Regions from separate parts of the Homo sapiens genome. Here region 1 is linked to region 2. The links are chromatin loops, found by intact Hi-C in ENCODE. Cell type or tissue: heart left ventricle. All regions are shown on one strand.

Region 1 (5,000 bases), 280 kb before region 2:
TCCAGGCTGGGCAACAGAGTGAGACTCCATCTCAAAAAAAAAAAAAAATTGTAGGGATGGGGTTTTACTATGTTGCCCAGGCTGGTCGGAAACTCCTGGGCTCAAGCAATCCACCTGCCTCAGCCTCCCAAAGTGCCGGGATTATAGGTATGAGCCACTGTGCCTGGCCCAATCACAGTTTATTTATTTAACTTCTTGTTGGTGGACACTTGTGTTGTCTCCATTCGTTAGCTATTCTTTTTCTTTTTTTTTTTTTTTGGAGACAGAGTCTCACTCTGTTGCCCAGGCTGGAGTGCAGTGGCATGATCTTGGCTCACTGCAACCTCCACCTCCTGGGTTCAAGTGATTCTCCTGCCTCAGCCTCTCAAGTAGCTGGGATTACAGGTGCCTGCCACCATGTCTGGCTAATTTTTTGTAGTTTTAATAGAGATGGGGTTTCACCATGTTGGCCAGGCTGGTCTCAAACTCCTGACCTCAGGTGATCAACTCACCTCGGCCTCCCAAAGTGCTGGGATTACAGGCATGAGCCACCATGCCCGGCCTTGTTAGCTATTCTTAATGAAGCTGCTGTGAGCATCCTTGTACCTGTCTTTTGAATAATTCATTATTTTGAGACACATTTCTGACTTTTAAAATAAATGGCAACATACCATTTCCACCTCCTTCCACTGGGTTGTGCCATGCTGGGATGAGATTACTACAACACTACATCATGAACGTATCTGTGGGAGAAGAGGACAGCCTCAGGACCCCCTGGACGGGCCCTAGAAGCCTCCAAATACAGTCTTGGGTCTTCATGCCATGCATGGCACAGCTGAAGCCCTGACCAAGGTCTTCGCCATGAACCTAGGGGTGGGGAAAAGCAGAAAGGGTTTCTAAACCCGCTAGCCTGTACCTAGCCTGGATTTTATGTATGGCACAGATTTAGTTTACAGATGAGGAAACGGGTTTGGGGAGGTGGAGTGACCTGGGTTCAAACCATGGCTCTGCCAGCTGTTAACTGTGTGGTCTCAGACAAGTTTAACTAAGTTCTCTGACCCTCCATTCCCTCACCTAGAAAAATGGGGATAATAATATTTACCTCGCAGTGTTGTCAGGAGAATTAAATAACAGATGTAAATCACCTTGCATAGCACTTGGTGTCTATAATAATGGTTTCTTTTTCTTGTTTGTTTTCTGCTCAAGGTCACATAGCTAGTAAGCTGAAAAACTCAGAAACAGAGCTTTTGAAGGGAAGGAGGAAAGAGTAAAAAGGAACAGTTTGGGGTGCCAAATTAGGGACTATGACAATGCTTTGTGTCTTTATACCTCTAGTATCCCCCATAATGCCTGGCATACAGGGGCCACTCAATACATGCTTATTGAAGGTTTGAATGGATAAGTGAACAAATAGATCCAGAAATTCACACTAAGATTGCTTTCAAGCCTTGATTTAGACTGGCTACCAAGTGGGATTTATTGGGATGGAGAAACCAGCTTGGGGACAATGGGGTTGCTGGGTATCAGTAATGAATGATCCGCTGACAGGCTCTCACCTCAGCCAGGAGGGTTTGGGCCCAGTAGACAATCAGGTTGAGTTAGAGAGTACATGTCAGGGAGCAGGGAGAAAGGGGCTGCTGGAAAGAGAAAGAGGACTTGGGAGCAGGTGCCTAAGGGAGGGTAGGGGAACCATTTGGTCAAGGAATGGAAGTCTCGCTGGGACTATCAAATGTAGAGGCTCTGGGGGCTGGGCATAGTGGCTGGATCAAGAGGTCAGCCAGGGCACCTGGGAGATAACACTGCCATCCCTGTTCTCCTGTAGACCCAGGGGCTGGACAAGCAAGTTTGCAAAGAATATGCAGCAGCCAGGCAGGGGAGCCACTCTGGGATTCCTGCCCCCGCCTCCAGAAGGCGGGGTTTGTTCTCCAGCTCATTCATTCTTTGGGATGACTCATTACTGAGTTGTCATGTTGTCATCGAGTGCAGAGTTACAGGGAGGAGGGGCAGCCTGTCTCGCCCATCTGTGCACAGGCAGTCCTGGCAGCACTGCAACTGGAGAGTTCCCAGGCTGGCCACATGGGGGCGGGGGGAGCCAGGCCTGACATCCTGGCCATCTGGGCGACTCCAGTTCTGGGAAGAGCACTGGACTGGGAGTCAGGGGCCTGACTTCCTGGGCCTCCTACACCCTGGCCACCCTCTGTGCCTCAGCTAATTCCAAAACAGAAATGATGATACCTCTCCTGCCTAAAACCAGGACGTCTCATCCCTCATTTGTGTTTATACCTTAATTTGTGTGTCAGAGAAATCTCCCTGGTAGTTAGCCATACTCCAGTTTTGTTCGCCCGGAGGACTTAGGGCAACTAGTTTTCTTGAGATTACATCTTGCAGATCCATCCCAGGTGCAGATAGGGGATGAGAGAACACTGCGGTGCCAGGCAGGCCCTGTGCGAAATGTTTCGCTCTCACCAACCCTGTAGCCCTCACAATCACCTTTTAGGATGGACTTGAGAATGAGGGGCATCTTTTCTGTTTGTTAACTTTTTTTTTTTTTTTTTTTTTGAGATGGAGTTTCACTCTTGTCGCCCAGGCTGGGGTGCAATGGCGTGATCTCAGCTCACTGCAACCTCCACCTCCCAGGTTCAAGTGATTCTTCTGTTTCAGCCTCCCAAGTAGCTGGAATTACAGGCATCTGCCACCACATATGGCTATTTCTTTTTTTTTTTTTTTTTTTTTTTTTGTATTTTTAGTAGAGATGGGGTTTCACCATGTTGGCCAGGCTGGTCTCGAACTCCTAACCTCAGGTGATCCACCCATCTCGGCCTCCCAAAGTGCTGGGATTACAGGCATGAGCCACTGCGCCTGGCCTATTTGTTAACTTTTATATTGGGCTATAACTTACATGTTAGTAAAGTGCCCTTATCTTAAGTGCACATACAGCCGGATGAATCTTTAAATGTATGTACACCTGTGTAACCGCCCTCCACATCAAGATACAGAGCATTTCCAGCATCCCCTATGCTTTGCCCCAGTCAAGGCTGCCCTGTAGGTAACCTGTATTCCTACCTCAAAATAGTATTTTTGCCCATTACATAGATGAGGATACTGAGGCTCAGATATGTACAGATGGATACTGATGCTCACGATAAACTGCTGTGCCCAAAGCCACATAGCTAGAAATACTACTGTTAATGCTTTTGGAGGCAGAGGGTGGTGGGAGAACTTGAAAGAGGATGTAAGACTGCTGGAACCAAGACTTCCCATTCAGCAGCTGTCCAGCATCATCTGCGCATCCTTGCACCCTCGATCTTCAGCACCCACACTTCTCATTGCACCCAGCTTTAGGCAGGAAATGCTTTTGCCTCTGCTGGCCTAGGCTACACCCTCCCTGGCTCTCTGCTTCTTGTCCCTGCTGGTGCCAGAGTGCCTCCCCTTGACTGGAGGGTCCCCTCAGGAGAACAGAACCCTGCCCAATCCCAAAGGGTTAAGCCTGAAAGCCTTTACTGAAGAAGTGATTGAGGCTAAATTCTAGGAGCGAAATGCAGCAGTTTCCTATTCGCAGCTGATAAGCCCTCTCCATAGCCCAGCACTGGGCCACCTTGGAGTGCTGCTGCAAACTGTCTTGTCACGAGGAAACTATGCTCCCTCCCAGGTCCTCCCTGGGGGCCTGGCTGAACCCGGGCTACAGGATTCTGCCTCTTGAAGCTGTTGCCCAAGAAGTGACCTAAGTCCTTCTAGGAGACTTACCCCAACCTCTTCCTCTACAACTAGTGACATCACGCGTATTTGCCAGCCCCTCAAGGAGAGATAATCCACCCCTGTGGGACCTGACTCAGTATGTGCATTTTGATGCACAAGTTCCTGTTGATCTTGACCTCAGAACTCTCCTATCTCCAACTCCTAGCATACTCTACCCTCTCTTTAAAAAGTTGTAAATACCTTGCCCTATCCTTTTGATTAGAAGTGTCTCATAGAGATGGGCTTGAGTCCCAGCTTTGGCGAATTCTCCACTGTGTGGCCTTAGCTAGGTTACCTAACCTATCTGTGGCAAAGACTGCTAGGGTTGCCTCTCTTCTTCCACAGCAATAGAACTTCCAAATTTGGCTGGGTGTGGTGGCTCATACCTGTAATCCCAGCCCATTGGGAGGCTGAGGTGGAAGGATCACTTGAGCCCAGGAGTTTGAGTCCAGCCTGAGCAACACAGCGAGATCCCCTCTTTAAAAATGAAAATTTATGGGAGGCTGAGGCAGGCGGATCACTTGAGGTCAGGAGTTCGAGACCAGCCTGGCCAACATGACAAAAACATGTCTCTACTAAAAATATAAAAATTAGCTGGGTATGTTGGTGCACACCTGTAGTCCCAGCTACTCAGGAGGTCAAGGTGGGAGAATCACTTGAACCCACGAGGTGGAGGTTGCAGTGAGCCAAGATTGTGCCATTGCACTCCAGTCTGGGTAACAGAGCGAGACTCCATCTCAAAAAATATAAAATAAAAATTAATTAATTAATTAAAATTAAAATTAAAAAAATAGAACCTCCAAATTTTGGCTTAGCACATGACCACCCAGAAGACATTTCCCAGATTCCCTTAGTGAACATATAACAAAGTTTTGGCCAATGGGACATAACAAGAAGTACCATGTGGCAGCTTTAGCAAAGCTTCCTTAAAAGTCATGCACCTGGCCAGACGAGGTGCCTCACGCCTGTAATCCCAGCACTTTGGGAGGCCGAGGCAGGTGGATCACGAGGTCAAGAGATCAAGACCATCCTGACCAATATGGTGAAACCCCGTCTCTACTAAGAATACAAAAATTAGCTGGGCATGGTGGCACACACCTGTAATCCCACCTACTCAGGGGGTTGAGGCAGGAGAATCCCTTGAACCCGGGAGGTGGAGGTTGCAGTGAGCCAAGATGGTGCCACTGCACTCCAGCCTGGCGACAGAGCGAGACTCTGTCAAAAAAAAAAAAAAAAGTCATTCACCCTTTGCTCCCTTCTTCATTCTTCCCTTCATCTCTACCTGG
Region 2 (5,000 bases):
GGATGCCAAATCCAAGTACCGTGAAATTTGTAAACTATTTAGTAGTTATGGATCCATTGTTATTGCATAGAGCTAGAAGTGCTACATTTTGTTTGGGGCTTGTGGAAGGTTTTATTATTTTTTTTCCTAATGTACAAGAAAACAGATGTTGCTTAAATCTACTTTCACCTTCTTACTATCAACATGAACTTGAACTATGAACATATCAACAGAAAGTGGTGAGAGTCTGGGTACATTTTCTTTTGAAAAGACTGCAGATAGAGCAATAACTATTGACAAAAGTATGTAAAACTTAGAAACAGGACTAATTTTTACCCAAAAGAATTTCTTAATACGCTTCCCTGCAGGTAAATGAAGCAGGTATCTAAAAGCTCTTAAGTGATATTTCTGTATCTGAACATAAACATATGTCTCCCTGTCCCAAACTGTGTGTGTCTGCAGAAGAGTCCATGGAGCTTAGCCGTTGGAAGCCTTTTCCAAAAATATGTAAACAAAATTCAAATAGTGACTAAAGGACTTGTTACAGCATTTAAATGCGATAGTAATGGTAACGGCTCACAACAAGTATCCTTGCTAAGTACCAGGCACTGTTCCAAGTACCTTATATGCACAATCATCCCTCATTATACACAGGGGATTCGGCGCATACTCAAGTCTCACAGTCAGCCCTGTGGAACCCACTTAGTGAAAAGTTGGCCCTCCATATATGTGGGCAATACTTATTTTCCATCTGTATTTGGTTGAAAAAAATGTGCATCTAAATGGACCCACACAGTTCAAACTGCTCTTGTTCAAGGATCAACTGTATTAACTTACTTCATCTTCATAATTACCCTGTAAGGCAGGTACTTCTATTTTATCCATTTCACAGGTGTGAAGATGGAGGCACAGGATGATTATCTTGCCCAAGATCACAGAGCACTCTGGCTCCAAGGGCCTGGGTCTCTGCCACCACACCATAGCTGCCATTCTCTATCATGATTTACGATCTAAAGGACATTGCATGCAAATTAGGCTATACAGTGGAAGGTGTGTTGGACAAACTCTTAAAAAGAATAAAACATTTCTTTCTGCTTTTGCTACTGCCTATTTACTGTTCTCCCAGTTTTTAGATTTTTTCTGAGGGAGATAAAGTGTGATTTGTAGTTAAGTTTTTTGACCCAACTTTTGCAGAGAGAAAGGATAATGCCAGGTTGTAGTTAGAACGCTGGAATCAGTTGTTTTGTTGTTCTCAAGTACAGGCAGATGATTGCTCACAAGATGAGGAAGTGCCCTCTTAGCTCTTTATACAAGTCAGCTTTTCTGTTGTTATGCTTTTAAAGGCCTGAGCATCCCTATTTATGACCTGTTTGGTAACATGATGTGCATGTCTACCTGAGTTTTTGGATTTTTCTTCCCAGTCCCACTAGCATATTGAATGGAAATGGAGGTGTTTGGGGGGTCATGGCTGGTCTGTCTCTTTCTAGGCAGGAGAGGAAGAGAACTGATACCTGCTGCTAGGGAGGATTAATGGCAAGAAATGGACTTGTTTTCAAATAGTCTGATATTCTAAACTAGCAGTTAGAGAGTACCTATCTCATACAAAACAGTCTTCTAAGCTCTGTGGAGGTACATACTAAGAATTAAACAGCAACCAGCTCTTACATAAAACTATAGTTTACAACAGGGGTTGACAAGCTATAGCCTACAGGCCAAATCCAGCCTATCATCTGTTTTTATGCTGCCCACAAGCTAAGAATGATTTTTATTCTTTTAAACAACTGAAAAAAATCAAATAAATATTTTGTGAAATGTGGGAAATACATGAAATTCCAAATTCAGTGTTTATAAGTAAAGTTTGATTGGAACACAGCCCCACTCATTTGTTACTGTATTGTCTGTGGCTGCTTCTGTGCTACAATAGCAGAGTTGGGTAGTTGCTGTGGAGACCCAATGGCCTATTACAGAAAAAGTTTGCAAAACCCTGTTTTACAGAGTTCTTTGATACACATGTTCCTAGAATCATCTTGACAGTGTGCAGCATAGGTAGGGCAAATATTCTCCTTCCTATTCTATAGATGAAAAAGGGAGGTTTAGATAGTGACCCTCCTTAAGTCCCAAGAGAGGGCCACAACTGAACTCTGGGCCTTTTGCATCTATAATACGGGACTCTGGTTTTTTTCCTGCTCTTGTCTACTGCATCCACCCAAGACATACTTTTGTTGTAGTAAAATAAAATATACAGAAAAAGTGAGAACCATATTAACTGGCATGTTAGTGAGGATTTTTAATGACTAAAGCTTCGTTTCCAGGTGCTGACTGGATTTTCCTTTAATATGACACTGATTCCCAAAATAGAAATTTCAGAACGTACTCCACCTCTGGTTAAATTAATTTGGTTGAACACAGATTTCCATTGTTTCCTTGGAAACTGGTTTCTGGTGATATCGTAGCTCCCTCAGGGATATTTAAAAAATGGTAGTGCCTTTTAACAGATGTCCTTGCTAGACTGCCCCGGGTCTTTGAACATCCATTGGGCGTCATTGGCTACATATCTTCATTTCTGTCTGACAAGCCTTAATCTGTTCCCTGGAAATTTAGTATCACTGCCACCAAGCGGCTAAACTTCTGATTTGTTTGTTTTTACCAATTAAATTTCTAATAATCTCTAAATGAAACCAGTGTTCCCTTTTTCAGACTATGCCTACTTCAGGAGGCCAGATATTGGGCAAAACAGGCTGGTTTCTTCTAGTAAAGCATTTAGAAAATATTGCCTATTAAAAAATATTTTATGACTTCCTGCTGGGCTGGTTTTAAGTGAAATATGGTGGGGAGATTTATTTACAGTTCTCTGTGTGTGTGTCTTTCTCTTTGCTTTTCTCTAATGAAGCTCAAAGCATCAGGCCATTTATCAGAGATAATTATACAACAGATGGAGTTTTTCCGATATATAATAGTCTCAAAGTGGAAGATTCTTTCCCATAATGAAGAATGCCCAAACTTTAAATGTCTCTTTTGATTTTAATTTAACGGTGTTTTTTTCCCCAGTGCATTTATTCATTCATCCCAAAGCTGGTTCTGCAAAGCATGCTGCTTTTATTAGGGCTGTGTTCTGAAAAGATTGATACTTTGCAGTACAGTATAATAATGTACAGTTATATGCTATATTGAAGTGAAGAGCCATAATTTATCAAAAATCAATGTGTGAGATCATTAAGTTAATCTCTGTCAAAATACAGGAGTTGAGCAGTTCAGCAGTGTTTTCTTATAGAAATTCTTTCTGTTCCATAATGTCAGTTGGATAGGAACTTGTTTAAGTACTGGTAGTATCATCTGACCTTCCATTTGTAGTCAAAATAAGAACCAGATTAAAGCAAAACCATGATTTTTAAGTTATTCATTTTCTGGCTTGCTTTTCTTTTTCAAAACTTTTAATCCTATTTTTAAGTATGCAAGTAAAACATGACTACATTCTCAATTTTTGAATTACAAAGACACAGGTTTAGATAGAATAGAACATGAAAATATTCTAACGTCACCACCATCAATCACCACCACCCAATTCCTACTTTTTACAGAAATAACCGCTGTTTATTCATTATGGGTTGTATTTTTTCTATGCAGCTGTGTACATGTTTACATACAAGATTTTATCTTGGCTGGGTGCTGTGGCTTGCGCCTGTAATCCCAGCACTTTGGGAGGCTGAGGTGGGCAGATCACCAGGTCAGGAGTTCAAGACTAACCTGGTCAACATGGTGAAACCCCCACCTCTACTAAAAATACAAAAATTAGCCTGGCATGGTGTCAGGCCCCTGTAATTCCAGCTACTCGGGGGGCTGAGGCAGGAGAATCGCTTGAACCCGAGAGGCGAAGGTTGCAGTGAGCCGAGATCACTCTAGCCTGGGCAACAAGAATGAAACTTAGTCTAAAAAAAAAAAAAAAAGATTTTATTTTTATATAAATGACAGCATACTGTATATATTGTTTTATAACTGCTTTTTAACTTAATATATTTTAGAGCTCTTTCCAAGTCTACACATGGAGATCTGCCTTACTCCTGCATAATATTCTATATTGCCCTTACTATCCTTTTCTCTACTCTCTTCTCTGGAGGTTGTTTTTAATATTTCACTATTATGAGCCATGTCAAGTAAACAGTTTTGTACGTGGCTAATGGTGCATATGTTATTTTTCCATGATAAATACATAGAAGAGGAACTAACAAGTCAGAGAATATGTATATTTAAAATTTTGATTTGCATGGCAATATTACCTTCCAAAATGACTGTATGACTTTATATTCCTAAGAATGATGTTTGAGAGTGATTGTTTACCACAGCATTACCAATATTAGGTGGGTTTTTTCTTTGTTTCTTCTTCTTTTTTTTTAATAAGTTGGGCAAAAGAATAGCTCATTTTAACTTGTGTTTTCCAGACATCTCCTGATAGTGAGATTCAGCATTGTTTTATGTGTTTATTAGCAATTTATAAGTCTCCAGTGATTTGCCTATCAGTGTTGTTCTTTGCTTATTTATTTTTTATTAGCTATTTTTTTCTTACTGATTTGTAGGAATTCTTTTATATATATATATATATGTAACAAATTCTGGATAAGTATTTGTTACATATATGTAAAAAAAGAATTCTAGATAAGTATTTGTTACATATATTGCCAGTTTCTTTTGGTATGTTACTTGGCTTTTAATTTTCATTTGAGTGCCTTGTATTCATTAGAATTTTTTAAACTTTAAGTCTGTTGGTCTTTTGTCTTCCAGTTTTCTGTCTTTCTTAGAAGGCTGTCTGAATCGTAGAGTTATAAAAATATTTTTCTATGTACATTTAATACTTTCATGGTTTATCTTTTTCTATCGTTAGCTCTTGAGCCCATCTGGAATTTATTTTGTATTTAAGGCATAGAGATTTACCTTTATTTTTTTTTCCCAAGTGGATAACCAGTTATGCAAAAACCATTCATTGAATAGTCCTAGTTTAAAATGCTAATACTATTACATAAAGACAT

What was found. Hi-C counts contacts between places; a loop is a spot of excess contacts. Peaks named below come from ENCODE experiments on the same cell type or tissue, not always from the same donor. Only the 100,000 strongest peaks of a DNase experiment are listed, where the experiment ranks them.
Region 1: a loop joins it to region 2, with 2.9 times the contacts of the local background. A loop is called at or near these places in 2 of 110 quality-filtered maps.

The regions. Positions count from the first base shown.
Region 1 is chr6:37,789,581-37,794,580 of GRCh38, forward strand. No RefSeq gene overlaps it. Among named protein-coding and RNA genes, the nearest start is that of ZFAND3-DT, 27 kb to the right of the region's middle. RefSeq lists enhancers at 1,813-2,107, 1,833-2,127. In heart left ventricle, a CTCF peak has its summit at 2,056 (motif pointing right); a DNase peak (open chromatin) is centred at 2,031.
Region 2 is chr6:38,066,507-38,071,506 of GRCh38, forward strand. The region is part of intron 3 of ZFAND3 (zinc finger AN1-type containing 3); the gene reads left to right. Among named protein-coding and RNA genes, the nearest start is that of ZFAND3, 250 kb to the left of the region's middle. In heart left ventricle, a CTCF peak has its summit at 2,614 (motif pointing left); no DNase peak of the experiment used is centred here; H3K27ac peaks cover 305 bases.